Regions from separate parts of the Homo sapiens genome. Here region 1 is linked to region 2. A link is an interaction called in ENCODE POLR2A ChIA-PET data of the cell type or tissue named here. Cell type or tissue: IMR-90. All regions are shown on one strand. Each heading gives the region's core, and the rest is flanking DNA. Links, peaks and the distances in the headings are about the cores only. Region 1 overlaps SMURF2 (SMAD specific E3 ubiquitin protein ligase 2). Region 2 has its middle 17 kb from the start of SMURF2.

Region 1 (16,229 bases), core at 1,518-9,517, 110 kb before region 2:
CAATGTAAAATCCAAAGCCATAAAACTTCTAAGCACAGGAGAAAATTTGTTATGACATACATCAGGCAATGAATGATTTCTTAGATATAACACCAAAAGCACAATCCATGAAAGAACAAATGGATAAACAGAACATCCATTTTTAAATTTTTTTTAAAGAGGCAGGGTCTTGCTATATTGCCCAGGCTGGCCCTGAACTCCTGGTTCAAGTGATCCTCCTGCCTCAGCCTCCTGGTAGCTAGAACTACAGGCACCCAATACCACCCTCAGCTTAAAGAAAATTGCTGCTCTTCAAAAGACACTGTTTAGGAAAACTAAAAGACAAGTCAAGTCATAGACTAGGAAAATTCCTTTGGAAAGCATATATCAGATATGTAAATATCTAAAGAAGCTCAAAACTCAACAAAAAACTGAGCTGCTCGATTTGGGAGGGCTGGGGGCATGGCAAAAGATTCTGCCAAAGAAGCCATTCTACTCCTAGGTTATTTATTTAACCAAGAGAAATGAGGGCATATACATACAAAGACTTGCACATAAATGTTCATAATAGTTTTATCTGTCATAGCGAAAGACTGGAAACAACCCAAATGCCCATCAGTAGATAAATGAATAAACTGTGGTATACCCATACAATGGAATACCACCAACAATACAAAGAAATGAACTATGTAACAATGATGAATCTCATTATGTGAGTAAAAGAAATCATACTGCATGATTCCATTTATCTAGAAAATGCAAACTAATATACTGACAGAAAGCAGGTCAGCAGTTGGCTGGAGATGGGGTGTTATGGGTTGAGCTGTGTGTCCCCCAAAAGATATGCTGAAGGCTCAACATCTGGTCAACCTGTGGATTTGACCTTATTTGGAAATAAGGTCTTTGCAGATAAAATTAAGGTGAGGTAAGATCATACTGGATTAGGATGGCCTTAAATCCAAAAACTGATGTCTTTATAAGAAGAGGGAAATTAGGATACATACATACAGGAAAGAAGACTATGGGAGGACAGAAGACAAAGACTGGAGCAATTTGTCTACAAGCCAAGGAACACCAAGGTTTCCAGAAACCACTGGGAAGTTAGGAAAGAGGCATGGAACAGATTCTCTCTCAAAGCCTCTGGAAGGAACTCATTATCACTTACTATAGAGTCAGCCCCTTACCCTGTAGTTCTGCCTCCAGAATTGTGAGAGAATGAATTTCTGTTGTTTTAAGCCATCCAGTTCGTGGTATTTTGTTACAGCAGCCCTGGGAAACTAACACAGGGTGGAAGTCCCACAGGGAGGGACAGAAGAAATCACAAAAGGGCAAGAGAAAACTTTTGGGGGTGGTGAATATGTTCACTATCTTCACTGTGGTGATGGTTTCATGGTGTATATCAAAACTTAAACTGTACACTTTAAATATTCAGTTTATTGTATGTCAATATATTTCAATAAGGCTGATTTTAAAAAATCCAGCAGATATCAGGCCTCTTCACAAAGCCTCCTGTGAAAGACCAAGCCATGCAAATGGAAAGGTGGCTTAGAGCTGAAGGACAAAAACGGACACAGGAGAAAATCCTTCTGGGATGTGGGCAGCTAGCCTGGAACTATTGTTCCTGATGCACTCAGGGAAAAAAAAAATCTAACTACCCAATAAAGCAGCCTGTCTCTTCAGGTGTGCTAGGGTGCAAGGGGCAGTTCTGTAAGGGCTGATGTGAGAGTGCAGGCCAGGAAACAGTGGGGGTGCTGGTCTATCCTTTAGGGCCTCTGCCAATGTCTAAAGGCTTTATCAAACAAGCAAATGATTTTCTTGAAATCAAGTAGATCTGATAAGCAGGGAAAAGACTCAAATTGTAATCCCCTTGCCCATAAGTCATCTTTTTCTTTAAAAAGAAAAGCTTCCTTTAAGGGTATAAGGCAGAATATCTTCATGCAATGCCAGTCAAAGGAAGGGAAATAAGTAATTAGTGTTACTGGAATCAAAACATGAAGGGAAAAAAAAAAACCTCCATAGTCAGACTGGGTGGATTCAAATCCCAGCTCTAGCACCTTTTATGCACCTCTGGACAAGTTCTGTAACTGCTTGAGGCCCCATTTTTCTCACTGATGAGAAAGAGGTAGCCCAGGATTGCAATGAAGATGACATGGGCACTCAGAGCATGGTAAGTGCAAAATAAATATCAGTTACTATAGCTACTATTAAGATAGTTACTGAGTTACAAAAACATGCTTTTCAAGCAAAGGAAATAAAAAAAAAAACTGACTAAAATGCTTTCTTAGAAGAATATGCTTCCTTGGCAAAGTTATTTATTAAACCCCAATGGCAATGTTTTGCAATATAATTTATATTCTAATGACATTTTTGCCAAAAAAATTTCCAAGAGAGAAAAACAATAAAAACCATAATAGATGTACCAAATAAGGTAATACTATATTTGACGGCTCATAGACATAGATTCAAAACTCCGTTAACACTTGTCTAAAGAAAAACCCCCCAATTTAAAAATCTTTAAAAAATAGAAATCAAACATTAATAGAAAAGATACTTCTATCCGACATATCCTGATATGTAAAGATTAATAAATTAACTGTTATAATTTAAAATTAGTGCCTTATGAATCTTTTTAAAACTACAATTTTAAGATTAAAATTGTTTCTTATGTATCTCAATAAATTGTTTCACATATAAATTATATACTACATTACATAGCTGAATAAAAACTAATTTATCACTTTAAAGTTAATTTATGACAGAAACTTTAATGCTGCAAATAATTTTTATATATTTTATGTAATGTAACACGAATATAAACCCCAGGGAGGATCTATCAGGTTAGGGACTTTACCGAACTAGTAGCTGGAGTTGTGAAATCCTGTCCTTAAGAAGAAAAAAACAAAACAAAACAAAACAAAAACGGATGTAGAAATGCTTAAGCTTTCTGGTTTTTTTTTTTTTTTTTTTTTTTTTTTTTTGAGACAGTCTCGCTGTGTTGCCCAGGCTGGAGTGCAGTGGCGCAATCTCCGCTCACTGCAACCTCCGCCTCCCAGGGTCAAGCTATTCTCCTGCCTCAGCCTCCCGAGTAGCTGGGACTACAGGTGCCTGCCACCATGCCCGGCTAATTTTTGTATTTTTAGTAGAGACGGGGTTTCACCATATTGGCCAGGCTGGTCTCAAACTCCTGACCTTGTGATCCACCCACCTCGGCCTCCCAAAGCGCTGGGATTACAGGCGTGAGCCATCGTGCCCCGCTGACAGAGAGTTTTTTTTTTTTTTTAGATAGAGACTCTGTCGCCCAGGCTGGAGTACAGTGGCGCGATCTCAGCTCACTACACCCTCTACCTCCCAGGTTCAAGGAATTCTCATGCCTCAGCCTCCCGAGTAGCTGGGATTACAGGCATGCACCACCACGCCTACTTTTTTTGTAGAGACAGGTTTGTCATGTTGGCCAGGCTGATCTCCAACTCCTGGCCTCAAGTGATCTACCCGCCTCGGCCTCCCAAAGTGCTGGGATTACCAGTGTGAGCCACCATGCCCAGCCTTAAGCTTTTTCATAGCACAGTAACTTGAAATCAAAGATATTGAAGAGAGGAACAAATTAATACTAAAATACAAAAATGTTCAAATGAAAACTTTCTATTAGGAATATGTATAAAACTTCCAGATAATGCAAATGCTGGCCATATTAATGGAAACTAATCAACAAAATTGGAAAACTAACAATTATAAGAAAACTAGTCAAATGTTCTTCAAGTTACTTCCTGTCATTTACTCCAACAAACAGAAAAGACAACAGACATTTCTAATCATCCCACCTGTAGTTATTCCTTCAGAACATTATTTTTCATTCAGTTATTTAATACAACTAACTATTCAGCAAAAAGATGGAAGATCTGTAACTGTTCTACTGAAATATTCTACTGGCAACATCAAGGCAAACATCTATTACCTAAAGCAGAGATGTCCAATCTTTTGGCTTCCCTGGGCCACACTGGAAAAAGAACTGTCTCAGGCCACACATAAAATACACTAACAATAGCTAATGAGCTGTTAAAAAAATCTCATAATGTTTTGCTTTGTTTTTGAAACAAAGTCTGGCTCTATCACCCAGGCTGGAATGTAGTGGTGTGATCTTGGCTCACTGCAACCTCCACCTCCCAGGTTCAAGCAATTCTCCTGCCTCAGCCTCCTGGGTCCCAACTAGCTGGGATTACAGGCACCCGCCACCACACCTGGCTTTTTTTTTTTTTTTTTTTGAGACGGAGTTTCGCTCTATTGCCAGGCTGGAGTGCAGTGGCGCTGTCTCGGCTCACTGCAAAGTCAGCCTCCCTGGTTCAAGCAATTCTCCTGCCTCAGCCTCCCGAGTAGCTGGGACTACAGGCGTGCACCACCACACCCAGCTAATTTTTTTGTATTTTTAGTAGAGATGGGGTTTCACCGTATTAGCCAGGATGGTCTCGATCTCCTGATCTTGTGATCCACCCGCCTTGGCCTCCCAAAGTGGTGGGATTACAGGTGTGGGCCACCGCGCCTGGCCTAATTTTTGTATTTTTAGTAGAGACGGGGTTTCACCATGTTGGCCAGGCTGGTCTCGAACTCCTGACCTCAGGCAATCCGCCCGCCTCAGCCTCCCAAAGTGCTGGGATTATAGGCGTTGAGCCACTATGCCTTGCCCACATAATGGTTTTTAAGAAGGTTTACCAGCTTGTTTTGGGCCACACTGAAAGCCGTCCTGGGCCCAGCCTAAGGGCCGTGAGTTGGACAAGCTTGACCTAAAGGGATGATCCTGGAGGCAGGAGGTAAATAAAGCACAACCACCTCTTGGAGGCTTCCTGGGCCTCTCAGAGAGCCATACTGGCTCTTGATTACCATTGTACATTTGTCAAGTACTTTGGGTATGTTACATACTAAAGCAGCAAAAATAAATGGGATACACGTCTTCTTAAGTAATTCAAAGTCTAGTAGGGGAAGCAGAAAGGTAACAAACAATTAAGATACAAAAGTAAAACAAAAGCCCTCTGTAGAGTGCTCCAACATCTTTTATTCCTTATCATCTCCCCAAATTCCAATTTGCTGCCCCTATATGCCCTTTAAAAAAACCCAGGCCGGGCACAACGGCTCACACCTGTAATCCCAGCACTTTGGGAGGCTGAGGCAGGAGGATCACTTGAGGCCAAGAGTTGGAGACCAGCCTGGCTAACACGGTGAAACTTCGTCTCTACTAAAAATACAAAAATTAGCTGGGCGTGGTGGTGCGCGCCTGTAGTCCCAGCTACTCAGGAGGCTGAGGCAGGAGAATCGCTTGAACCCAAGAGGCAGAGGTTGCAGTGAGCTGAGATAGCACCACTGCACTCCAGCCTGGGCAACAAAGCAAGACTCCATCTCAAAAAAAATTCCAGAACTAGGCGTGGTGGCTCACACCTGTAATCCCAGCACTTTGGGAGGCCGAGGCGGGCAGATCACCTGAGGTGTCAAGAGCTCGAGACCAGTCTGGGCAACGCGGTGAAACCCCATCTCTACTAAAAATACAAAAATTAGCTCGGCGTGGTGGCAAGCACCTATAATCCCAGCTAACTTGGAAGGCTGAGGCAGGAGAATTGCTTGAACCCGGGATGTGGAGGTTGCAGTGAGCTGAGATCACGCCATTGTACTCCAGCCTGGGTGACAACAGGGAAACTCCATCTAAAAAAAAAAAAATCCATACACAAAAGTAAAGTCCACATGGATTAAAGACTTTACAGTAAAAGACAAAACTATAAATGTATTAAAAACATTTACTTGTAGTGTGAATTTTAGAAGATAAAGATTACATTAGAAAAATAGGCAAAAAAGATATAAATTAACAAAAAAAGTTGATGCAGCTGGTCAATAGGCCAAAAAAAAGCTGTTCAAGCTCAATAGACAATGGCAAAAAATTGTGAACAGGACCTTCACAAAAACAGGAAATCCAAATAGTCAATAAACCTATAAAAAGGTGCTCAACCTCATCAGTAATTAGGAAAATTCAAGTTAAAGTTACAATGGGAAACCATTAAACATCATCAGAACAGCAAAAATTTTGAAGTCCAACAACAGCAAGTACTGGCAAGCTTCTGCAGCAACAGGAACTCATATATTGCCGGTAAAAGACTAAACTGGCATAGCCACTTTAGAAAAGTTACCTTTATACATTAAAGTTGAAGATAGAAATATTCTACGACATAGCAATTCCACAACCAGGCAAGCGCCCTAGAGCAGTGTTACTCAAAGGGTAGACTGCAGATGACACTTATTTTGCTATCTAGGCTATAAAGACCCTAATGCACAGAAACAGTCCATACTTCTCTGTTTCTTCAGATACTTTTACATTAGGGCTTTCAAATACTTGCGACCTTCATTTGTAAGCAAGGTTTTAGAATCTTCTATCTACAATAAAGTAAGATCTGCTGACATAATGAGACTGCCAGGATAATTATACATATTTCGAAGAAGGAACCAAAGATACACATTTTCAATGTTTTCTCCTATTATCCTAAAAAACTGGTAGCCAGTTCTCATTTAAATTTTTTGCTTTATTAACCTAACTCCAAAAATTAATGAAACAAGGACATTTTCAGAAGTCATTTTAAAGTATATTATTATTTTTGTTGTGTTTTTAACATTTTAACATACATAAGAACTTTACAACAAATGAATAAGACAGAGCAGGTAATGTCACCATTCATTTAGAGAAGCTAAAATGAATTATTCAGGGGTCAGAGTGAACCTTGCTCTCCAAGTTCTTAGCCTAAAATCCTTGTTGCTATACCACTCTCAGTGTTTTTGCCAGAAGTGTTGAAAAAGACACTTTGCTACTTAGCTTAGTAATGAAGTTTTCCTGTTCTCTCTTTTCCTCCTCCTGCCCCCATTCTTCAGAAGGCAATGCTAATAAGTAACAGAGTTAGAAGAAATGAGGCAGCTAGAGAGAAAAGAAAAGCAAAGGATGCAAATAATATACACACAATACTCAGTATAGTGCCTCACAGGCAGCTGAAGCCAGAGCATCCTGGTTTCACTCCAGACTTCACCACTGGCAACGTATGGAAAGTCATGTAACCTCTATACCTCAGTTTCCTCATCTGTAAAAATGGCAGTAGCTAACTCACAGAGTTTTTCTGAGGATGAAATTACGAACTTGGGGTGTTTTTGTTTGTTTGCTTTTTAAAGACAAGAGTCTCACTCTGTTGCCCAAGCTAGAATGAGTGGCGCGATCACAGCTCACTGCAGCCACGACCTCCTGAGCTCAAGAGATCCTCCCACCTCGGTGTCCTGAGTAGCTGGGACCACAGGTGCGCACCACCATGACCAGCTAATTTTAAAAAAATTTTTTGAAGAGAATAGGACTCACATGTTGGCCAGGTTGGTCTTGAACTCCTAGGCTCAAGTGATTCTCCAACCTCAGCCTCCCAAAGTGCTGGGATTACAGCATGAGCCACATGCCTGGCCTTACCAACATATGTAAAGTATAAAGAACAATGCTTGTCACACAGTAAGTGCTACTAAGGTGTTAGCCATTAATATAAATTATTAATAATTTTGTATTACAATGGCAACACAAAATTAGCCTGTTCAACCCCTACTTCTCCTGTCAAGATATTGCCTCTGTAAAAGGCCATCTTGAGCACCTCTAATAACCCTTTTCCTAACATTCCAAGACAGGTTCCTACCTAAAAGCATAGTAGGTTTAAAATACTCATATCAGAGTAAACCTTGTCACACTCTTACATAAATTTTGCTCAATAAAAGTAAATTATAACTGATGAAAGTAGATGTTCTTTCATTTTTTAAGAGACAGGGTCTCCATCTGTCACCCAGGCTGGAGTTGGGGTGGTGTGATCATAGTCCACTGCAGCCTCAAACTCCTGGGCTCAGGCGATTCTCCTGCCTCAGTTTCCCAAGTAGCTAGGACTGCAGGCATACACCACCACACCCAGCTAATTTTTTAATTTAAACAACTTTTTTTTTGTAGAGATGAGGTCTCACTATATTGACCAGGCTAGTCTCAAACCCCTGGCCTCAAGTGATCCTGCTGCCACGGCCTCCCAAAGCACTGGGATTAAAGGCGTGAGCCACTGTATCGAGACTCACATTTATTATTAAAAGCATCTATGCGTTTCATCATGTTTAACTCCCATTTTAACATGTATTGTTTCAAAAACTTACTTTAAAACTAAATGCAAGTTAGCAGACAGCCGAGGATCTGTAAATTGTGTTGTTCTGTTGTTATGGTCAACGAAATAAACTCTGCCTGTTGCCGTATTACGGATCTCCCATCCAGGAGGCAATGGACCAAGCTCTTCACAATTGATGTTGCTAAGATCCCTGCAAAAACAAATATAAAATAAAAAATACCTCATTGCTCGCCCTGCTGAACCAAGCAAGTGTAAATGACACAGAACAATTCCACAAAGTGTGAGAAAATGTATTGTTTCAGAAACTTGAGATGTTCAGCTGGAATCTTTAATTCCCAATGGTTTAACAAACTTTCATCTTCAAAGCCCAATCCATAAATGGCTCAGAAAAACTTATCACATAGCCTACATTTTTTAGTAATTTCCTAGGCTTTAATGTAATACAGATTTAAATTAATATAAAATCAATCCCAATATTTGCCAACATAAACTGTATTTCAACACGTGTTTGACAGGAAGTAATTTTACAAGTGTCAGTGACATAAAGAATTAAATGCTTTCTAAAATGTCCCTTCATTTCTTTACTATACCATAAAATTTGCATAAAATGTCCATTCCATAATTTTAAGCTCGCCAACAAAGCAAAACTGGAAATGTTACTGAAATTATGATCCTGAAAATAATCACAGCATATTTTTAAAGAATAAACTGCAATTCTAAAATCTGTAAAGTTAGTCAATGAAGAACCTGTTTAAGATACATTACCAAGAGTGCTCTAAGGGTTACCACTGCAATAAGAAAAGCTAAGATTTTTAATGGACCAAAGACTATTGCTATTATATTATACATTCTTAAAATACTAGTATATATAGAGAAGGATTAATAGGGCCTTAAAGAATGAGTTAAGGAGCTTCCAGGTTGGTGAACACACTGAGGTACTGGACGGTGGCCTGCCCAGAGAGGGCATGGTAGCTCCTTGCCCTCCCCCCATACTGTGTCCTAAGCATTGCTTCCATTTGGCTGTTCCAGAGTTGTAGCCTCTGTAATAAACTGGCAATAGAACTGCAAATTCTTATCCTCTACACTGTTAGAAAAAAATATTTCAGTGAAGCTTCCAAAGTGTGGAAATTGCTGTTGTCATCCACCAGAAGAGAAAAGTCACTGCCCTTGGTGACATAATTGAGACTGCGTGTAACAATGTATGATATGATCAGGTCATTTCCTGCCTTAAATGAATACTTTAGGTTACCAGAGCCATGTGTAAATACCAAAGAAACGACATACTCTGAAAGTGACCAAGCAAACTCAAGCATCTAGATAGTAAAACTGTTTTTGTGGTCCTCTTTTTATTAAAAAAAAGAGGAGGAGGAGGAGGAGGAGGAGGAGGAGGAGGAGGGGGAGGAGGAGGAGGGGGAGGAGGAGGAGGAGGAGGGGGAGGAGGAGGGGAGGAGGAGGGGAGGAGGAGGAGGGGAGGAGGAGGAGGAGGGGAGGAGGAGGAGGAGGAGGAGGGGGAGGAGGAGGAGGAGAAGATAAAAGCAGCATGTTTATGTAAATTTAAATTGTAACAGATAATTATAAGTAATCACAAATTTCATCAAAACCACATTTTAAAAGTTATACTAGAAAAATGTTTTTCCTGAGATGACTTCTCCTTAGTCACAGTGAAACCAATGATGGGCACACAGGGACCTATATTTGCCAAAGCAATCATTCTGACTTCTGCTATAGGTGTTCCAAGAGACTCCTGCTACAGAACAGCTAAAGTGTAGGAAAAAACACCATTTGAAACACTGCTAGTCTCAAAAGAGGCAAGGGAAAGTTCCAAGAATTCTCCTCAAATTTTAAAAAAAAGGGAGTTCGGGGGACTGAGTAAAGATGGTACCTGAGTGGCAGGTAGGCAGAAGGGCAGGCCAGCAGCAAGACTGGGATAGGAAACCTGAAGCTTCCTCCCCAAGCTGAGAACTCAGGGAGTTCAGCCTCCCAAATTCAGCCTCCCAAAGTGCTGGGATTATAGGCATGAGCCACTGCACCGGCCCCAAATAGATTTTTAATGGTTTAGAAATGAAAAACAGGAGCTGGAGGACATTATCCTTAGCAAACTAAAGCAGGAACAGAAAACCAAATATTGCATGTTCTCACTTATAAGTAGGAGCTAAATGATGGGAACACATGGACACATGGAGAGGAACAACAGGTACTATGGCCTATCAGAGGGTGGAAGGTGGAAGAAGGGAGAGGATCAGCAAAAATAACGAATGGGTACTAGGCTTAGTATCTGGGTGACAGAATCATCTGTACAACAAACCCTCATGACACAAGTTTACCTATAACAAACCTGCACATGTACCCCTGAACCTAAAAGTTAAAAAAAAAATTAAAATAAAAAATGAACAATTCTACTGATAAAATGTAGAATTTCATTTCATGTCATTTTATTTAGAATTTTATAAATCTACAGTCATACACGGGAGAGTGCTAAAGCACTGATTAAAAGAGCAAAACACTAGAAATAATCTTTATGTCTCACTGGGAGCTGGTTAAAGAAAAATGGAATGTTATACAGTCATACAAAGTAACACAGATCTGTATTTCAAGACTACAGTCACTCAGTATGCAATATAACAAATAACAAGGCATTAACCATTGTTTTAAAGAGAAATGCAAAACATGATGAAATGAGATTTCTTGGATAAATCTAGGTATCCTGGATATCTTTAAATAAAGTTTGTTTTAAAGAGTCTGACTTTGCAATTTTATAAATATCTTCGAATAGTGATATTGTAATAGAAACTAAATATTTATAGTATACTTTCATAAAAGATCTTCCATACAAAAGGCATATTTGCTAAAGGATCCTCCAAAACAAAAGATGTAAGTTTTTAAGGTAATTTGGGGGATACAGAATAAGAAAAATAATCCCAAGTGTTATTTCATAAAATCATCATTCAAAATACATGTCAATACTCAACATGAGATATTCTTAAAGCTTCGCAGAAATCCTTTACTCACTAATAAAAAACTGACATGTTTCCTCTGGAATAAGAGCCTGTTACCAACAGTGGTGCTGAAATCTGTCTCAATTTCAATTTCTGTTGCCAGCTTACATACTATTCTTTCAACATGTAACTCAAGGTCAACTTTCTCACTATTGTAAATCATTTAGTTAAAAAAAATGATCATTGTTATTCTATACATTTCCTACAAGTAATTTCTAATTAATTTAAAGAAAAGCTTATTATTGACCTTCAACTAGATAAACAGAATCCAAAAAGCTTTTTACAATTTATATAATAAAACTGATTTTGAAAAGTTAGGCCCTTGGATTTTTTTTTTCTTTTTTTAGTAAGCTTAAAAAAAAAAAAGTAAAATTTCCTCCCCACTACTTTTTATCTATTTATTTTTTTAGAGATGGGGTCTTGCTCTGTTGCCGAGGCTGGAGTGCCACGGTGCGATCTCGGCTCACCACAACCTCCACCTCCCAGGTTCAAGCAATTCTTCTTCTTCAGCCTCCTGAGTAGCTGGGATTACAGGCACATGCCACCATGCCTGGCTAATTTTGTATTTTTAGTAGAGACGGGTTTTCACCATGTTGGCCAGGCTGGTCTCAAATTCCTGACTTCAAGTGATCCTCCTGCCTCAGCCTCCCAAAGTGCTGGGATTACAGGTGTGAGCCACCGAGCCCGGCCCCCACTACTTTTTAAAAACTAACAGCTTATATTGTCAAGACATGGAAATGGCAACCTTGATAAAGTAATGAGTAATAGCACATTCCCTTGGTTGCCACCCTCAAAGAATTCTGAGCTCTATAACACAAAGTAAGACATTTTCATAATCACAGTTTTATTTATAAATAGAGAGTATCAAAGCAACCCAAGACTAGCTAGTCACATCTGTTTTTTATTCAAATACACAATAGAGTCCTGAGCATAAGCTTTAGGCAGGAAAAAAAAACAACCTTCTGTGGGTTGTTCTGGGGGTTTGTTTTGGAGGAGGGGCGCTGCTGTGCTTAACATAAAATATCCACATCCTACAAATCCTTTGTATGTGCAACATACAAAGTTGATTTAGAATTTAATTTAGAATTCAAGCTTTTTTCCAGTTGTAACTGGACTACTTGGTACTTTGCATCTGTTCATTAAAAAATAACTCAAAATAGGGCCAAGCATGGTGGCTCATGCCTGTAATCCCAGCACTTTGGGAGGCCGAGGTGCACAGATTGCTTGAGCTCAGGAGTTTGAGACTAGCTTGGGCAACATGGCGTAACCCCATCTCTACTAAAAATACAAAAATTAGCGGGGTATTGTGGCGCATGCCTGTAGTCCCAGCTATTCAGGAGGCTGAGGTGGGAGGATGACTTGAACCCAGGAGGCAGAGGTTGTAGTGAGCCAGGACTGCACTGCTGCTCTCCAGCCTGGACAGCAGAGCTAGATCCTGTCTCAAAAAAAAGAGAGGGAGGGAGGCAGGGAGAAAACAATGTTCCAAAAATTATGGTAAATCACTAAATTTATTTGTGTGTCATTTCATCTTTTTGAAGTTAAAAGTAATTGACATTTTGGTTAGGAAATGCAATATCTGCAGCTGAAATACACAAGTTTGGATATTTAAATTAAATTAGGGCCAGGCACAGTGGCTCACGCATGTAATCCCAGCACTTTGGTAGGTCGAGGTGAGCAAATCACCTGAGGTCAGGTGCTCAAGACAAGCCTGGACAACATGGCAAAATCCCGTCTCTACTAAAAATACAAAAATTAGCTGGGTATGGTGGCAGGTGCCTGTAATCCTAGCTACTCAGGAGGCTGAGGCAGGAGAATCACTTGAACCCGGGAGGCGGAGGTTGCAGTGAGCTGACATTGCACCACTGCACTCCCGCCTGGACAACAGAATGAGACTCCATCTCAAAAACATTAATTAATTAATTAAATTACGTTGTTTTCTAAAAATGGAATTTTATTAAGGAACACATAACAGAACATTGAATGCATTTATGAGGTTAAATTTTTCAAAGATTTTTTTTTAAGCTGAACCATAATTAAGAATATCAACCTACTACCCGTTTTTAAAGGGTATGTGTTCCGTTATTCCCCAGGTCAATTTTCTTTTTCTATCCTTTTTTTTTTTTTTTTTTTTTTTTTTGAGACGGGTCTCGTTCTGTCACCCAGGCTACAGTGCAGTGGTGTGATCTCAGCTCACTGCAACTTCCGCCTCCCACTTTAGCCTCGCGAGCAGCTGGGACTACACGAATTTTCTTTCTCTTTTTTTGAAATGGGGTCTTGCCCCAGCCATCCCATTACTGGGTATATACCCAAACGATTATAAATCATGCTGCTATAAAGACACATGCACACGTATGTTTATTACGGCACTATTCACAATAGCAAAGACTTGGAATCCACCCAAATGTCCATCAATGATAGACTGGATTAAGGGCACATATACACCATGGAATACTATGCAGCCATAAAAAAGGATGAGTTCATGTCCTTTGTAGGGACATGGATGAAGCTGGAAACCATCATTCTCAGCCAACTATCGCAAGGCCAAAAAAACAAACACTGCATGTTCTCACTCATAGGTGGGAATTGAACAATGAGAACACTTGGACACAAGAAGGGGAACATCACACACCAGGGCCTGTTGTGGGGTGGGGGGAAGGGGGAGGGATAGCATTAGGATATATACCTAATGTAAATGACAAGTTAATGGGTGCAGCACACCAACATGGCACATGTATACATATGTAACAAACCTGCACGTTGTGAACATATACCCTAGAACTTAAAGTATAATAAAATAAATAAATAAATAAATAAATAAAACACTAAAAAAAAAAAAAGAGAGAGAGAGAGAGAAATGGGGTCTTGCTCTGTCATCCAGGCTGGAGTGCTGTAGCACGACCAAGGCTCACTGCAGCTTCAACCTCCATGGCTCAAGCAATCCTCTTGCCTCAGCCTCCCAAGCAACTGGGACCACAACAGATGTGCTCTACCACATACAGCTGATTTTTAATCTTTGGTAGAGACCAGGTCTATGTGGCTCAGACTGGTTTCAAACTCCTGGGGCTCAAGTGATCCTCATGCCTCAGCCTCCCAAAGTGTTGGGAATACAGGTAAGAGCCACCTGCTTGGTGCCCTAGGACAAATTTCAAACTCCTAAAAGATCCATGTTTTCATTCCACTTTTTTTTTTTTTTTTTTTTTTGAGACAGAGTCTCGCTCTGTGGCCAGGCTGGAGTGCAGTGGCGTGATCTCAGCTCACTGCAAACCTCCACCTCCCTGGGTTCAAGCGATTCCCTGCCTCAGCCACCCGAGTAGCTGGGATTACAGGCACGCGCCACCACGCCCAGCTCATTTTTGTATTTTTAGTAGAGATGGGGTTTCACCATGTTGGCCAGGATGGTTTCGATCTCTTGACCTCATGATCTGCCCACCTTGGCCTCCCAAAGTGCTGGGATTACAGGCATGAGCTACCATGCCCTGCCTATTCCACTTTTTTTTAAGGGGAAGCAGGGGAGGGTGGCTAGGAACTGGTGAGGGAGGGGAGAACTGAGGTGGGATTGCAGAGCAGTAGGCAGGACTTTCTACTAAACGTTAAAACTGAAGTAACTATCAGAAGAGTCAAACTTTTACATAAACTATTTTTAAAAGGTAAAAATTTCTTAAAAATCAAAGAAATCCTAGGTGAAATGGCTCTTTGATGGTCTAAAGAGTGCTTAAAATACGTTCTTACCTGGGCACTCTTGGATCATGCCATGTGCTCACACCAGTCTGTGTATGTAAGAAATACACCTGGCCTTGTTGCGTTGTCCTCTGTTCTGTAAAATTAATAAACACTGATAACAAAAACATTCAGAGTGTCCAGATCAAAGACAGTTATATACACTAAGATGATATACTAATAGGGAAAAATCTCCAAATTACCAATCTATTTTATTTATTATCAAAAAAGGGCTTTACAAATCATTTGTTCTGTCTCTTGGAAACAATTTTACAAATGATGAGGGCCACAGGCCAGCTATCCATAAACAAACTAAACTTATAACGTGGCTTAAATACTAAATATGTTGCAATGGAAAACAAATCAAGATTGTCACAATACTAATAACTAAAAAATTTTAAATGATGTATAAAAGGCTCTGAGAAAGAGGCTGGCCAACATTGGGAAGATTTGAGGAGGAACTTCCAGAAATTTTCAAAGAGTCTGGAGGTTGATAATGCTTATTATGCCTAATTTTATACCAAAACTTATGTTTTCTCTTTGCTAGACAAAGGTATATTCTCAAGATTACATTTGAGCTCAAAGAGAAGCAAAACAGATGAGATACTGGGGAGACATTCTATGTCATAAACAGATAGAGATGGAAAAATAGCCAAATTAGAAAGAAGAGGACTAAAGAGCAAGCACGCACACTGGGGAGAAAAAAGTCAAGGACAAAATGAACTCAAAATCCTTGGGAAGACAGAGGAAAGGCCAGGGTGAAGAGAACAATCTCTAAAAGGGTTTCTTTATGGTGGGTTTTGTTTTGTCTTTTTTTTTTAGAACAACAGAACCACTTTTCTTTAGACAAAATCCAGTGAGAAACTTCAATACATAAAAAACTATTACTAATATTTATTAGTATAAATCTAATTTGTTTATAAACGTATAATGTCAATAAATTTAAACTTTAAACTTTCACAGATTATAAACAAAATCATATTACTATAGAGGACAGCTGTAATAACTTCAGCCTTGGTATCCACTTTATTTTTATGTTTTGGTTGTACAGTTTTTAAAATTCAAATCACAGAAATATTGTAGAAGTATAACCACTCCCACTCTAAAGAGCTTGCCTTATAATCTCAAAGAGAAATGGCAGGAGAGTATTTCTTCTCAGGTCTGAACACTGATAATGACAGTTAAAATTTACTATGCCAGACACTGTGCCAGCATTTCACATGAAATTAGATATCACTGATTTCTTGCAACAAACCTAGATGGTTGGTGCTGTTATTTTCCTCTATAGAGGATAAAATTGAGGCTCAAAGAGGTTAAATAATGTGCTCGGTGTTACATGGCAAAGCCAGGATACGAACCTAGGTCCTAAGTCTGTCTGTCACTC
Region 2 (16,229 bases), core at 5,372-13,371:
TATCAATGTGAACAATAGCTGCTACCACAATTTAAGAGGGCAGACAGTGGCAAAAAACTTAGCAAATGTACACATTCACATTTGCCTTATTTTTATGGCACATGCTTTGTTCCCAACCACCCAACTAACATAATTTGTAGCCTTGTATTAGGTAATAGAAGTTAGGATTTCAGAACGTCATGGGAGACCTGGGGGAGACTGCTTGTTTTGAAGTTGAAAGCAGTACATTCAAATATGTAAGTGACAGCATAGAAAAATGTATATAGGGTTAACGTGCAGAGGTCTGTATTTAGGTTTTCCTGTAAGTTTAAATCCTGTTGTTTAAAACAAATATTCGGATAAGAATAACACTTTAAAACCATTCAAGGGCTGGGCATGGTGACTCATGCCTGTAATCCTAGCACTTTGGGAGGCCGAGGCAGAGGAATCACTTGAGCCCAGGAGTTTGAAACCAGCCTGAGCAACATGGCAAAACCCCATATCTACAAAAAATTAGCCAGGAGTGGTGGCATGCACCTATAGGCCCAACTACTCAGGAGGCTGAAATAGGAGGATCACCTGAGTCCACGGAGGTCAAGGTTGCAGTGAGCCGTGATCACACTACTGCATTCCAGTGCCACTGCATTCCATTCTAGGCAGCAGACTGAGACTCTGCCTCAAAAACAAAAAAAAAAAAAGAAAGAAGGCCGGGTGCAGTGACTCACACCTGTAATCCCAGCACTTTGGGAGGCCGAGGCAGGCAGATCACTTGAGGTCAGGAGTTCAAGACCAGCCTGGCCAACATGGGGAAACCCCATCGCTACTAAAAATACAAAAATTATCCGGGCATGGTGGCAGGTGCCTGTGCCTGTAATCCCAGCTATTCAGGAGGTTGAGGCAGGAGAATCACTTGAACCCAGGATGCGGAGGTTGCAATGAGCCAAGATCATGCCACTGCACTCCAGCCTGGGCCACAGAACAAGACTCCATCTCAAAAAAAAAAAAAAAAAAAAAAACTACTGGTAATGATTTTTTTTTAAAGCAGGTACATGGATGTTCATCTTGTTTTCCTTGCCATGTTAAATATTATTTGACATTGACTGTAGATTTTTTTTTAAGTAACTAAATGTTTAAAATGAAGTAAATTAGGCCAGATGCGGTGGTTCATGCCTGTAATCCCAGCACTTTGGGAGGCCGAGGCTGGCGGATCACCTGAGGTCGGGAGTTTGAGACCAGCCTGACCAATATGGAGAAACCATGTCTCTACTAAACATACAAAATTAGCTGGGCATGGTGGTGCATGCCTGTAATCCCAGCTACTCTCGAGGCTGAGGCAGGAGAATCAATTGAACCCAGGAGGCAGAGATTGCGGTGAACCGAGATCGAGCCATTGCACTCCAACCTGGGCAACAAGAGTGAAACTCTGTCTCAAAAATAAATAAATAAATAAATAAAAATAAAATAAAATAAAATGAAGTAAAATAAAAGAAAAAATAAAACAGAATAGGGGCCAAGCGTGGTGGCTAACACCTGTAATCTCAGCAATTTGGATGGCCAAGGTGGGAGGATCATGGAGCCCAGGAGGTCAAGGCTGCAGTGAGCCATTATTGTGCCACTGCACTGCAGCCTGGGCAACAAAGTGACAAAACACACGCGCGCACACACACACACACACACACACACACACACACACACACACACACAGAATACTACTAATAAGAAAGTAATTTTGCAGGCCTTTCTTAGGTGAATGGCCTCAACTAGTCCAGGCTCAGATTTCAGAGATGATTGGGTTAGACACCTTTAAAAAAAGAAAAGTGTATATGTTTCTCTTCCCTTGGGGACATGGTTATGTCCCCAAAGGGGGATGTATGTACATTATAATGACAACATGTAGGGAACTACCAAATTAATAGCTGGAACTTGGGAAAGATAAAGCAGAAAATTAACAGATGGGAATCTTATATAAAATCAATTACATGCATTCAGGTGTAAAAGTCTTTGAGAAAAGGAAAATAGCATTGGACATGAAAACAGGACCATTCTTTACACATCAAAATATTATTATGAGATTCATTCAATCACCGTTTTGTTTTGTTTTGAGATAGAGTCTCTCTGTGTCACCCAGGCTAAAGTGCAGTGGCTCGATCTTGGCTCACTGCAAACTCCGCATCCCGGGTTCAAGAGATTCTCCTGCCTCAGCCTCCCAAGTAGCTGAGATTACAGGTGCCTGCCACCACCCCCAGCTAATTTTTGTATTTTTTAGTAGAGACAGGGTTTCTCCACGTTGGCCAGACTAGTCTCGAACTCTTGACCTCAGGTGATCTGCCCACCTCGGCCTCCCCAAGTCCTGGGATTACAAGCATGAGCACCAGCATTTATTAATTTATATGTTCGAGGCACTGTACTAGGCCTTGAAGTTACTGATTACTGAGATGGAAAAATTATAATAATTAAAGGACAGTCTTGTGAAAGAGAATTTTTTTAAGAAAGAAGGAAGAAAGGGAGGGAAAGAGGGAGACAGGGAGGGAAAGGAAAAGAAAGGAGGAAGGGAGGGAGACGGACTCATTAACAACCTGGACTAAATTTCATTAATAATGCTTTTTAACCAATGGCTCCCAAACCCAGGTCATCTGTGGTTGAAAAAGCAGGTTCCTAGCCCCATCCCAGACCTACTGCATCCAAATTTTCTGTGGTCAGGCTGAGAAGTATTTATAAAAGCTCCAGAGGGGACTCTGACAAACAACCAAGTTTGGGAACCGCTATCCCAGCGGTTCTCAAACTTCAGCCTGCATCAGAATCACCAGGAGAACTTGTTAAACAGATTGCTGGGTCCCAGCTCCAGAGTTTCTCAGAGGGACAGTCTAGGGTGGGGCTCTAGAATTGCGTATCTAAGGTCCCAGGTGATGCTGCTCATCAGGGAACCACACTTTAAGAACTGCACTCCTGGCCAGGCGTGGTGGCTCATGCCTGTAATCCCAGCACTTTGGGAGGCCGAGGCGGGCGAATCACTTGAGGTCAGGAGTTCAAGACCAGCCTGGCCAACAGGGTGAAACCCTGTCTCTATTTAAAAAAAATACAAAAATTCACCAGGCATGGTGGCGTGCGCCTATAATCCCAGCTACTCCGGAGGCTGAGGCAGGAGAATTGCTTGAACCTGGGAGGCAGAGGTTGCAGTGAGCTGAGATCATACCAGTGCACCTGCAGCCTGGGGGACAAAGCAAGACTCCATCTCAAAAAAAAAAGGAAGATACTAAGATGCTATGCTGCTGACTTTGAAGGTGAAAGAAAGGGACATGAGTCAAAGAATGTAGGTGGCCTCTATACACTGGAAAAGGCAAGAAACAGATTGTACCCTAGAACCTCCAGAAGGAAGGCAGCCCTGCTGACACCTTGATGTTAGCCCAGTGAGGCCCATTTTCAAACTTCTGACCTCCAGAACTGTAAAGGAAATAAATGTGTGTTGTTCTAAGCCAACAACAACAACAACAAAATGAACTGCACTCTTCTAAATTACAGTATTAAGGAAAGCTAAACTTTCAGCATTAAATGCACCCAATTGCTTTATCACAGCAACTGTGCTTTATCACAGCAACAGTTTTAGATATATTTTTGAGAAAAAAAAATGGGAGAGATAACAATTCTTAGGGAATTCACCCTTTACTCTCTTCCTAAAATGGAAATCTACTTCGAAAGTAAATTGTGCATGCACATGCCTTTGATGGGTATAAAAATTGCAGAAAATCTTTTCAAATCATTTTTATTCCCTTATGACTTCTAATTTATTTTCAGGAGAATTGTTCATGTTTTATCAAATCATTGTTTTAGGTATCTGTCTCAAATATAGTGACACCACCTGTTTTATACCAATAAAATTAATCCTTTCCCATAAATGATATTTAATATAACTGTCCAGTGAAATGCTATAACAGCAACTCATTCAATAGCATTTTCTAAGAAAATGTTTTTTGTTTGTGTGAGACAGGGTCTCACGCTGTTGCCCAGGCTGGAGTGCAGTGGCATGATCACGGGTCACTACAGCCTCAACCTTCCAGGCTCAAGCAATCCTACCTCCTCAGTTTCCTGAGTAGCTGAGACTACAGGCATATGGCAACATACTCCGCTGATTTTTTTTTTTTTTTTTTTTTTTGAGACAGGGCCTCACTATGTTGCCAGGCTGGTCTCAAACTCTTGGGCTCAAGCAGTCCTCCTGCCTTGGCCTCCCACAGCGCTGGGATTATAGGCGTGAGCTACTGCACCCAGCCGACCAAAAGTTTTAAACTTTTTCATTAATGTATTTTACTAATCACTTAAAGGTGTATTCTTTATGATAGCATCCGAGACCATAAGTGAAAATCTACACATGGTTATCAGAATATTTCAAAGCTTTTGTTTAAAACATTTTTCTGTTTTCCAGGGCTAATGTCAAAATTTGATGTGACTCTGCAAGAAAATGCTTACCATCTGTGGTTGGTATTTTTCTTCTGCTCCAGCCATTAATATATATTTTTACATACAAAAGTTGTTTCCAGTAATAAAAAATCTGTCTGAGGTAAGGTTATATTAATATTTGTACTCCTGCAAAGCTATTTTTGTAGTGTAAATTTCAAATTTAATACAGCTTATCCACCATAGAAGAGGCTAACATCAAGTGCTCAGCAATTTATACCACTGCTTAAAAGTTAACTTTCTTTCACTTTGAAAATATCACTAATTTGGCCAGGTGCGGTGGCGTATGCCTGTAATCCCAGCATTTTGGGAGGCCGAGGTGAGTAGATTGCTTGAGGCCAGGAGTTTGAGACCAGCCTGGCCAACATGGTGAAACCCCATCTCTACTAAAAATACAAAAATTAGCCAGGTGTGGTGGCAGGCACCTGTAATCCCAGCTACTCTGGAGGCTGAGGCAGGAGAATCGCTTGAACCTGGGAGGCGGAGGCTGCAGTGAGCCAAGACTGTACCACTGCACTCCAGCCTGGATAACAGAGTGAGACTTCATCACACACACACACACACACACACACAAAGAAAGAAATGAAAATGAAAAGACCTTACTGTAGTCTTTTTGTGTGTGTGTGTGTGACAGTCTCGGTGTGTCACCCAGGCTGGAGTGCAGGGGCGAGATCTCGGCTCCCTGCAACTTCCGATTCCCAGGTTCAAGCAATTCTCCTGCTTCAGCCTCCCAAGTAGCTGGGACTACAGGCGCCCACCACCACACCTGGCTAATTTTTTGTGTTTTTAGTAGAGACGGGGTTTCACTATGTTGGCCAGGCTGGTCTTGAACTCCTGACCTCATGATCTGCCCGCCTCGGCCTCCCAAAGTGCTGGGATTACAGGTGTGAGCCACTGTGACTGGCCTGTAGTCTTAAAGTGGCTTTCTCAGCTGCCAACTCTAGGACCTCTCAACTCAGCTCCTCGTGTCTAGTTCAATCTCCCAGTGTCCCCATCTCATGTTTTAAGGAGAGAAAATTTCATTGGCTTTTTGGTCAGCCACACACGTTTGGCTCCGTCAGTGGAGGCCAAGCTCCCTTAGTACAAACACAGCTACCTGGGCTTATACCTGCTGTAAGGCAGTGGTTCTCAAGGTGGGTTCTCTGCACCAGTAGCATTAGAAATGTACATTCATGGGCCCCACCCCAACCTACAGAATCAGCATCTCCAGGGATGGAGCCTGGGACGCTGTATTAGAGCTACAGACGAGGGCAGATTTCCTCAGGAAGAGATGCGTGTAGGGACTACCTTCTTACCACCCTGAGAAGGCAGAAGGCAACTGGCATGGGGGAGCCCAGATCTGCAGAGACACAGGTAGGAAATGTGACCCTAGCTTCTGTGATTGGGTGATTGATTGGATGATTTCATCACCTTGATTTTGGACTTCTACCCTTCACTGCATCTGGCCCAGGTCTTTTCCAGTAGATAAATAAATGGTGAACTGAAGGCCAGGCATGGTGGCTCACGCCTGTAATCCCAGCACTTTGGCAGGTGAGGCAGGAGGACCAGTTGATGCCACAAGTTCGAGACCAATCAGGGCAACATCACAGGACCCTGTCTCAAAAAAAAAAAAAAAAAAAAAAAAAGGAAATGAATTCATAGAAAGAGACTGACAAAGCAGACAAACAGAGAGAAGCTAAGAAACTTCTCAACCCTCGAAAGGGAGACAAAGAGAGTGATTGACAGATTCCCTGCCAGTTCTCCTGGCTCAGGTGTACTTCTCACACTCCATTTCCAAGAGGTCCCCCAGTGAATAACCACCCTGTCCCTTACTTAAGCAAGTTTAAGTGGGCCCCTGTTCCTTGCATTTACTTTGTCTCCACTTGAAACCCCTTTTCCTTTTCAGATCTGTCCTAAGCTCATCCTCAGAGATCCTTGATTGTCTGTCTTGCTCCTGCCCATGTTTTCCCCAGAACTGGACTCTCACCTGGAACCCAGCCCACGGCTTGGATCCCACCACCCAGCTGCCACGCTTCTACAATCTAGAGCGGCGTAATACATATGGCTAGTGCGCACTTGAAACCTGGCTAGTGATGGGCTGCAAGTGTAAAATACACAGTGGATTTCAAAGACTCAGTATGGAGAAAAAAGCAAAATATCTTATTAATATTTTTTATATTGATGACACGTTAAAATAATATTTTGGATATACCTACATTGGGTTAAATAAAATATAATATTGGCCAGGCACAGTGGCTCACACCTGTAATCCCAGCACTTTGGGAGGCCTAGGGTGGATCACCTGAGGTTCGGAGTTCAAGACTAGCCTGGCCAACATGGTGAAATCCTGTCTCTACTAAAAATACAAAAAATTAGCCAGGTGTGGTGGTGGATGCCTGTAGTCCCAGCTACTCGGGAGGCTGAAGCATGAGAATCACTTGGACCTTAGAGGTGGAGGTTGCAGTGAGTCGAGATCTTGCCACTGCACTCCAGCCTGGGTGACAGAGTGCAGAGCAAGACTCTGTCTGAAAAAAAAAAAAAAAAAAAAAAAAAAATATATATATATATATATATATATATAGTATATATACAGTATATATAGTATATATACTGTATATATACTATATATATAGTATATATACTGTACATATACTATATATATAGTATATATAGTGTATATACACTGTATATGTATACACTGTATATATATACACTGTATATGTATACACTATATATACTGTATATATAGTGTATATATATATACTATATGTAGTAATTGAAGCTCATTTCATCTAGAAAATTTGAAATTACAAATATGGCTCTCATTGTATGTCTTTTGGACTGTGGTGACCTAGAGGTAATGACTATTCACGTATGTACCTCCAGAATATTTGACATAAGCTGGATTTGCCACTGGCTAGCTCTGCACTCCGCCCAACATCGGACTTTGCCTACCTCACCCCTCAGGCCTTACCTTACCCACCCAGCTCTCTAATTAATTTCTATGGCGAGGTCAGTTCAACAGCAACTATCTCACCCTGGTGAGAATGAAACAATCTAGTGTTAAGATTTTCTTTCAGCCCCTACCACACCTACCTGGTTTTGCCTTACATTGACCATCGTTCCTGTGCCTAAGTCTTAAAACTAGACAGAGATTGTACAGCAGATTCATGTGTGCAGTAGAGAGGTGGGCTAGATGACCTCTGTTATGGGTTAAATTGTGACCTCCAAAAAGATATGTGGAAGTCCTAATCCCTGGTACCTGTGAATGTGACATTATTTGGAAATGGGCCCTTTGGAGATGTAATCAAGTTGAGATGAGGCTTTAGAGTGAGTCCTAATTCAATATGACTGCATTCTTTTTCGTTGTTTTTTTGACAGAGTCTCACCCCATTGTCCAGGCTGGAGTGCAGTGGTGCAATCTTGGCTCATTGCAACCTCCGCCTCCTGGGTTCAAGCAATTCTCCTGCCACAGCCTCCCAAGTAGCTGGGATTACAGGTGCCCACCACCACACCCAGCTAATTTTTGTATTTTTGGTAGAGACAGGGTTTCACCATGTTGGCCAGGCTGGTCTCAAACTCCTGGCCTCAAGTGATCTGCCTGCCTTGGCCTCCCAAAGTGTTGGGATTACAGGCGTGAGCCACCGTGCCTGGCCCTGTGTCGTTTTAAGAAGAGAAACATTCCATGTGAAGACAGAGACACACAGGAGGAATGCCATGTAATGACAGAGGCAGAGATTGGAGTGAAGCAGCTGCAAACTGAATATTAAGGATTGCCAGCCACCACCAGAAGCCAGGAAGAGGCAACCTAAGATTCTACCCAAAGTCTCAGAGGGAGCGTGGCCCTGCTGACACCTTGATTTTGGACTTCTATCCTTCAGAACTGTATTGTTTTGTGTTTTAAACCACCCAATTTGTGGTACTTTGTCTCAGGAGCCCTGGGAAATGAATACTTCTAAGTCTCTTCCATACTTTATCACATACGATACAGATAACAAAACACATTCTGCAACAGGTTTTCATTTTTTGTTGCATTTATAATGCTGCACTTTTTTAAAAATAGAAAATCATGTAAATCTAGACCATTTTATGCACCCATTTTAAGTATACACACTAGTCTGTTATATTGTGAATTCTGAGATAAAAGAGAATGTAATTTGAAGAGATTGCATATTTTCCAAAGCCAATTTGGTGATTTAAGCATGGAAGTATTACAATTAAATGTTTGAAAAGTTATCTATGCATGTTTTGCTGTAAGACGATAGCATGAAGCAACACATCTTTTCAGGATGAGGTAGCAGCTCCAGCCCCGGGGGAAGGGAGCCGGGGCATCACTCGACTGCAACTACTTTGGACGACTGAGCAACATGAACAGGCTCAAAAAAAAAGTCATATCCAATCATCCTCAAAATACGAACTGTAGTAGCTACAACACAATTCTCTAAGGGCGAGATGGGCGGAGAAGTGGAAATATTTGTACGATGCAGTCTTTATGGGTAATGCAGAGAATATGGGCCAGAATGAGATCAACATGACTCATAAGCCTGTGGGTCAATGTCAAACCATTGCTTAAAATTCCTCAATGGCTGCTCATTGCCCTCAGGACCCAGTCCAGAGAGCTTTGTGTGGCATTTCCAGCATTGCCGGGCCCCTGCCCACCTCCAGCCTTATTTCCTCCTTCTCTGCCCTGCCTGTACCAAAGAACTCAAGACTCTCATCTTTCAGGTTCCTTTTGTCTCATGGAGCTCAGTTTCTCCTCTCACCTTCAGTCAGTAAGTAGGCACCTGCTTTCCCATCTGTCTGGCCTATCCAAACAGGAAAGCATATAATATGAGTATTTTACATCGTGTAATTGACTACTTGATCGATTCATAAATTATATTGTGGTGTGAATGTGTCTGATAATATATTACTTAGAGTTTTGTCATTTTCGTTAATTTTTTTTTTTTTTTTTTTTTTGAGACAGAGTGTCACTGTGTTGCCCAGGATGGAGTGGAGTGGTGCAATCTTGGCTCACTGCAACCTCTGCCTCCTGGGCTCAAGGGATTCTCCTGCCTCAGCCTCCCAAGTAGCTGGGATTACAGGTACCTGCCACCATGCCTGGCTGATTTTTGTGTGTGTTTTTTTTTTTTAGTTGAGTCAGGGTTTCACTATATTGGCCAGGCTGGTCTCAAACTCTTGACCTCAGGTGATCCACCCACCTCAGCCTCCCAAAGTGCTGTGATTACAGGCATGAGCCACCGTGCCTGGCCTCATTCATTTTAATTAATGATATAATTTTAAATGGGAGAACCACCAGAGATCATCTACCATGTTCACCTCCCTCTGGATGAAGAAAATTAGGCTATTTTTTTTTTAACATCTTAAAAGACAGTCAGGGCCGGAGCCGGGCGTGGTGGTGGGCAACCGGAAGTCCCAGCTACTCGGGAGGCTGAGGCACGAGAATGGCATGAACCCGGGAGGCGGAGCTTGCGGTGAGCAGAGATAGTGCCACTGCACTCCAACCTGGGCGACAAAGCAAGACTCTGTCTCATTAAAAAAAAAAAAAAAAAAAAAAAAAAAAAAAAAAAAAGACAGGGCCAGGTGCGGTGGCTCTCGCCTGTAATCCCAGCATTTTGGAAGGCCGAGGCAGGTGGATCACCTGAGGTCAGGAGTTCAAGACCACCCTGGCCAAAATGGGGAAAACCCATCTCTACTAAAAATACAAAAATTAGCCAGGCATGGTGATGTATGCCTGTAATCCCAGCTACTGGGGAGGCTGAGGCAGGAGAATTGCTTAAACCTGAAAGGTGGAGGTTGCAGTGAGCCAAGATCGTGCCACTGCACTTTGGCCTGGGCAACAGAGTAACACTCCATCTCAAGAAAAAAAAAAAAAAGCCGGGCGCGGTGGCTCATGCCTGTAATCCCAGCACTTTGGGAGGCCGAGATGGGCAGATCACGAGATCAGGAGATCGAGACCATCCTGGCTAACACAGTGAAACCCCGTCTCTACTAAAAATACCAAAAAAAAAAAAAAAATTAGCCAGGCATGGTGGCGGGCGCCTGTAGTTCCAGCTACTCGGGAGGCTGAGGCAGGAGAATGGCGTGAACCCGGGAGGTGGAGCTTGCAGTGAGCCGAGATCGTGCCACTGCATTCCAGCCTGGGTGACACAGCGAGACTCCATCTCAAAAAAACAAAAACAAAAACAAAAAAACAGTCAGGGCCGGGCATGGTGGCTCATGCCTGTAATCCCAGCACTTTGGGAAGCTGAGACGTGTGGTCAGGAGTTTGAGACCAGCCTGGCTGAAATGGAGAAACCCCGTCTCTACTAAAAATACAAAAATTAGCTGGGAATGTTGGTGGGTGCCTGTAATCCCAACTACTCTGGAGGCTGAGGCACGAGAATCACTTGCACCTGGGAGGTGAAGGTTGCAGTGAGCAGAGATCGTGCCACTGCACTCCAGCCTGGGTGACAGAGTGAGACTCTGTCTCAAAAAAAAAAAAAAGAAAAGAAAAGACACTCAGAAGCCTCTTAGAGTGTGTATAATTGTGATAATCACAGACTCTGACAACAAAGTCAATTATTGGAATACATCCTCTTCATTAGTAGGGTCTTTAAGGTAGCACCCCCCACCAAATTCCAGATAAAAACTTCAGGCCTCCCCTGAGGTAAGGCTGGACTTCCCCAGGGCTTCTATCATGGGAGGCTCATCCCAATAAGACCAATGGCATGGAGGAAGTAAAGAAAAGACAAAGTGCTCTGTAAGCAACTGGGTACCAAGAGAAACTCTAAAATCCACAGTGGGGAAAGTTGTTCTATCTTTCCAAGGCCTGAGTGAACTAAGGGGCGGTGAGAGGTCAGAAGTATTCCATTAATTAATATCCTTGCACATGTAAGGAAACTTCAGGAGTTGAGTAAGAAGCAAACTTCCCCCTGCTGTTCACTAACGGCCGAATCAATGAATGTCAAGATCATTACAAAGCAATGTCATTTCATATTTTCCAAATGACAGAGGAGAATATTTAATTGCATCCATTATCTGGGAAAGCTGATACTGTTAACTGTGGAGAAATTTATGAAGCAAGAAGGGCCCTTTACCTACAGAGGTGCATAAACACACTCGGACTAGAATTTCTAGATTTCTAAGTAATTGTTTTTGGTATTAGACCCCCCAGTGGCCATTCCTTTATTAAAACTTGTCATTGTGTGTTTAAAATCCTATCCACTGAGTTGGTTTCAACCTTACTGGAAAGGAATTTATAAATAAATATCAAAGCACATGGTAAGGTTACATTCCTAGGAATCTATTCTAAGGAAATCATCAGAGGTCTGCCCAAAGACACTGATATGGTTTGGCTCTGTGTCCTCAACTAAATCTCGTCGCGAATTGTAATCCCCACGTGTGGAGGGAGAGAGGTGATTGGATCATGGGGGCTATTTTCCCCATGCTGTTCTCATGGTAGTGAGTGAATTCGCATGAGATCTGATGGTTTTATAAATGGCAGTTTTTCCTGCACTTACACTCTCTCCCGCCATCTTGTGAAGAAGGTGCCTGCTTCCCCTTCCGCCATAACTGTAACTTTCCTGAGGCCTCCACAGCCATGCAGACCTGTGAGTCAGTTAAACTTCCTTTGTTTATAAATTACCCACTCTCGGATACTATCTTTATAGCAGTGTGAGAACAGACTAATACAGACATATGCAAGGATATTCATCCAATACTGTTTACAAGGACAACAAAGTGAAAGCAATTTAAATGCACAAAAGGAGATTGGTTTTAAAATATATGGTATACTTGTATAAAAAACTGTTTTTTTTTTTTGAGACGGAGTTTCGCTCTTGTTGCCCAGGCTGGAGTGCAATGGCGTGATCTTGGCTCACTGCAGCCTCCGCCCCCGCCCCCCGGGGTTCAAGCGATTCTCCTGCCTCAGCCTCCTGAGTAGCTGGGATTATAGGTGCGTGCCAAAACATCCAGCTAATTTTTGTACATTTAGTAGAGATGGGTTTTCACCATGTTGGCCAAGGTGGTCTCGAACTCCTGACTTCAGGTGATCCACCCACCTCGGCCTCCCAAATGGCTAGGATTACAGGTGTGAGCCACTGTGCCCGGCCTGAAAAACTATTATGTAATCATTGAAAATAATGTTCCCAAAGACATTTTTTCTTCATATATGTGTGTGTGTATATTTTATATATATATATATATATATAGTTTGTTTGTTTTTTAATAGAAACAAGATCTCACTCCATCATCCAGGCTGGACAACACTGGCATGGTCACAGGTCACTGTAACCTCGAACTCCTGGGCTCACAGAATCCTTCTGCCTCAGCCTCCCAAGTAGCTAGGGCTCCCAGCATGTGCCACCAGGCCCAGCTAATTTTATTACTTTTAAAATTTTCTTTCTCACTATGTTGCCCAGGCTGGTCTCAAACTCCTGGCTGCAAGTGATCCTCCCACCTCAACCTCCCAAAGTGCTAGGATTACAGGCATGAGTCACTGCACCCGGCCTTTCAGATATTTTTATATGAAAAAAATAAGAAGAGAATTCCCCTCCCTCTGTCTCTTCCTAGGCTCCCTAGAGAAAAGAACTACCACAAATTTGGCATGTACTCTTTCTGCGCAGGTTTTCATACTTCATTCATTTAGTGACATAAGGGAATGTTAATAATATACATATATAAATTTTTAAAAAGCAGAGAACTAAAATATATGTGAGGAATGATCCCAACCCCAATTTTAAAACAAATATACCCATACATTTATTAATTCAAAATGATGTTTATTAAGAATCTACTAGGAGCACTGGGCCCCACGGTGGGATTTCCAGGCCCTGCCATGGGAGACGCATGGGGACTGACAGGTTCCCAGATCCATATCCTGGCAGATGTCTCTGGCTCAGTGTCCCCCATTGGCTGCCTGCCACCTTCAAGGGAGCTCTGGGAATGGAAGTCCCCTCTCATGTACCACCACCCTCCCCAGGCTGGCCTTTGAGAGGTGACCCCAGGGGAACCACGTTGAGGCTGCTTTCAAATCCTCCAGCGAGAGTTCCACCAAATGGCCTGGGTGGACCAGATGAGATGAGACTGGACCATCCCCGACCGTGCTCTTCTTGCTGGGGGTGGAGGTGGGGTGGGTTGATGGACAGGGTAGACAGGCAGCCCCAGCATTATAAAACTGAGATGCGACTGGGTGCGATGGCTCACGCCTATAATCCCAGTACTTTGGGAGGCTGAGGCGGGCAGATCACGAGGTCAAGAGATCGAGACCAGGCTGGCCAACATGGTGAAACCCTGTGTCTACTAAAAATACAAAAACCAGCTGGGCGTGGTGGCGGGCACCTGTAATCCCACCTACTTGTGAGGCCGAGGCAGGAGAATCGCTTGAACCCAGGAGGCAGAGGTTGCAATGAGCTGAGATTGCACCACTGCGCTCCAACCTGGTGACAGAGCGAGACTCTGTCTCAAATAAAAAACAAAAACAAAAAAAAACTGAGATGCATTCCTAGGGTGCCTGGGTATGGGAGTATCACATAGGATGCCCTTCTTCCAGTCAGCCTGCCTTCAGCTTCCTCAGGCATGATCACAACTTCCCATCAGAGCCTCTTTTTTCCTTTTCCACCACAGAGAAGTGAAACATGAGAGGGAGAAAGAGCTCAATAAATACTGCTTATCCTCATTTGTGTAATCATCAGTGATCTACATACAGATGGGTGACTAGACAGGGATGTGAAAGAAAAAAAAAAAACGAAGAATATACTAGGTGCTGGGCACAGTGGCTCATGCCCATAATCCCAGCACTTTGGGAGACCAAGGTGGGTGGATCACCTGAGGTCAGGAGTTTGAGACCAGCCTGGCCAACATGGCAAAACCCCATCTCTACTAAAAATACAAAAAAATTAGCCAGATGTGGTGGGAGACACCTGTAATCCCAGGCGGGAGGCTGAGGCATGAGAATCACTTGAAACCAGGAGGTGGAGGTTGCAGTGAGCCAAGATTGCACCATTGCACTCCAGCCTGTCTGGTGGATGGAGCAAGACTCCATCTAAAAAAAAAAAGAATATGCTAGTTGCTAAGCGCTGTTCTTAGAGCTTGTAATTTAGTGGAGGAAGACAGATAACCAACAAAGAGACAATACATAAAATACGAAAGGTAAGAAGAGAATTTTCCGCTGTTTTCTAGGATGCATTTTCAGTGCTGAGGTTGTCAATCACAGTGATTCTCCAGCCTTACTGAAAATGTTGAAACAGGTACTGTAGGCAATTAAAAACAAAAAGAATATGTTGAGACAAAAATTATACCCCTTTCGCATTGGACATGGACGAAGAAGGACGGACACTACTGGGTCATTGTACTCAGTGGCAGACACTGTTTGAGAGTGGCGTCAACACAGACCAGGAGGGGCCAAGAGATGAAGAGAGTGAAATCTGATCTTGATTTTCCCATGGGAGGCCCTGTAGGAAGCCATTCATAAAGCCTCCACCTAGTTTGGGTCAGGTTTTCAGTCACTAGCCCATAAGAGTTCCAACTAGGCTGGGCACAGCAGCTCATGCCTATAATCGCGGTACTTTGGGAGGCCGAGACAGGAGAATCGCTTGAGCCCAGGAGTTCGAGACCAGCCTGGGTAACACAGCGAGACCCCGCCTCTACAAGAAATAGAAAAAATTAGGGGGGCATGGTAGCACATGCTTGTAGTCCCAGCTACTTGGGAGGCTGAGGCAAGAGGATCCCTTGAGCATGGGAAGTTGAAGCTGCAGTGAGCCTGATCACACCATTGCACTCCAGCCTGGGTGACAGAGCAAGACCCTGTCTAAAAAGAGAGAGAGAGAGAGAGAGAAGAACTAATTAGTATATCCAGTGAAGCAGAATCTCTGGGTGGAAGCTGCAATCTGCATTGTTAACTAGGTCCCTATGTGAATCTTTTTTTTTTTTTTTTGAGACAGAGTCTTGCTTTGTCACCCAGGCTGGAGTGCAATGGTACAATCTCAGCTCACTGCAAACTCCACCTCCTGGGTTCAAGTGATTCTCCTGCCTCAGCCTCCCAAGTAGCTGGGATTACAGGCACGTACCACCATGCCCTATTAATTTTTGTATTTTTAGTAGAGACTGGGTTTCACCATGTTGACCAGGCTGGTCTCGAACTCCTGACCTCAAGTGATCTGCCCACCTTGGGCTTCCCAAAGTGCTGGATTACAGCCATGAGCCACTGTGCCTGGCCTCCCATGTGAATCTGTATTGAGGAGGTGAAGAATTTGCTCCAGAACGGGGACAACCAAAAAGCAAACTTTTTCTGTAAAGGGCCAGATAATAAATATTTTAGGCTTTGTGTGCCATAGAGGCTCTGTGGCAACTACTCAACTCTGGTACTGTAATGTAGATGCAGCCATAGATGAATGGGTGTGGCTGTGTTCTAATAAAACTTTGTTTACAAAAGCAGGCAGTGGACTAGATTTGGCTCACTGGCATGGTGCCCACCCCTGCTCTAGAACTAGAGCTATAAGCAAACAGAAAACTACCAAACCTGGAAGGGTCACTAAGATTCAGTAAAGTATTTTTCCAAAATCTATAAAATCTGAAACCATTTAATAGTTGAAAGAAAGAAGCCAATAAAATTATAAGAAGCGCTCATATTTCTTGAGGGCTTACTATGTGCCAGAGGCTATGCCAAGGGATGTATCATTTAGAATGCTTTCATCTCATAGAACATCTCATACACCAAGTAGTTGTTTTTGTTTTTGTTTGAGACAGAGTCTTGCTCTGTCACCCAGGCTGGAGCGCAGTGGTACGGTCACAGCTCACTGCAAGCTCCGCCTCCTGGGTTTACGCCATTCTCCTGCCTCAGC

The links. ChIA-PET counts read pairs that join two places held together with the same protein. Peaks named below come from ENCODE experiments on the same cell type or tissue, not always from the same donor. Only the 100,000 strongest peaks of a DNase experiment are listed, where the experiment ranks them.
Region 1: POLR2A ChIA-PET joins it to region 2 with 10 read pairs; 2 of 35 experiments call an interaction of 5 or more read pairs at or near these places.

The regions. Positions count from the first base shown.
Region 1 is chr17:64,563,635-64,579,863 of GRCh38, forward strand. It overlaps SMURF2 (SMAD specific E3 ubiquitin protein ligase 2), which reads right to left. Exons shown (of 19, transcript NM_022739.4): 9 at 14,858-14,942; 10 at 8,164-8,322. Among named protein-coding and RNA genes, the nearest start is that of CEP95, 65 kb to the left of the region's middle. In IMR-90, for the core only: no CTCF peak of the experiment used is centred there; a DNase peak (open chromatin) is centred at 9,347; H3K27ac peaks cover 226 bases.
Region 2 is chr17:64,671,086-64,687,314 of GRCh38, forward strand. No RefSeq gene overlaps it. Among named protein-coding and RNA genes, the nearest start is that of SMURF2, 17 kb to the left of the region's middle. In IMR-90, for the core only: CTCF peaks have their summits at 11,505 and 11,911 (motif pointing left); DNase peaks (open chromatin) are centred at 8,836, 11,866 and 12,916; H3K4me3 peaks cover 526 bases; H3K27ac peaks cover 6,356 bases.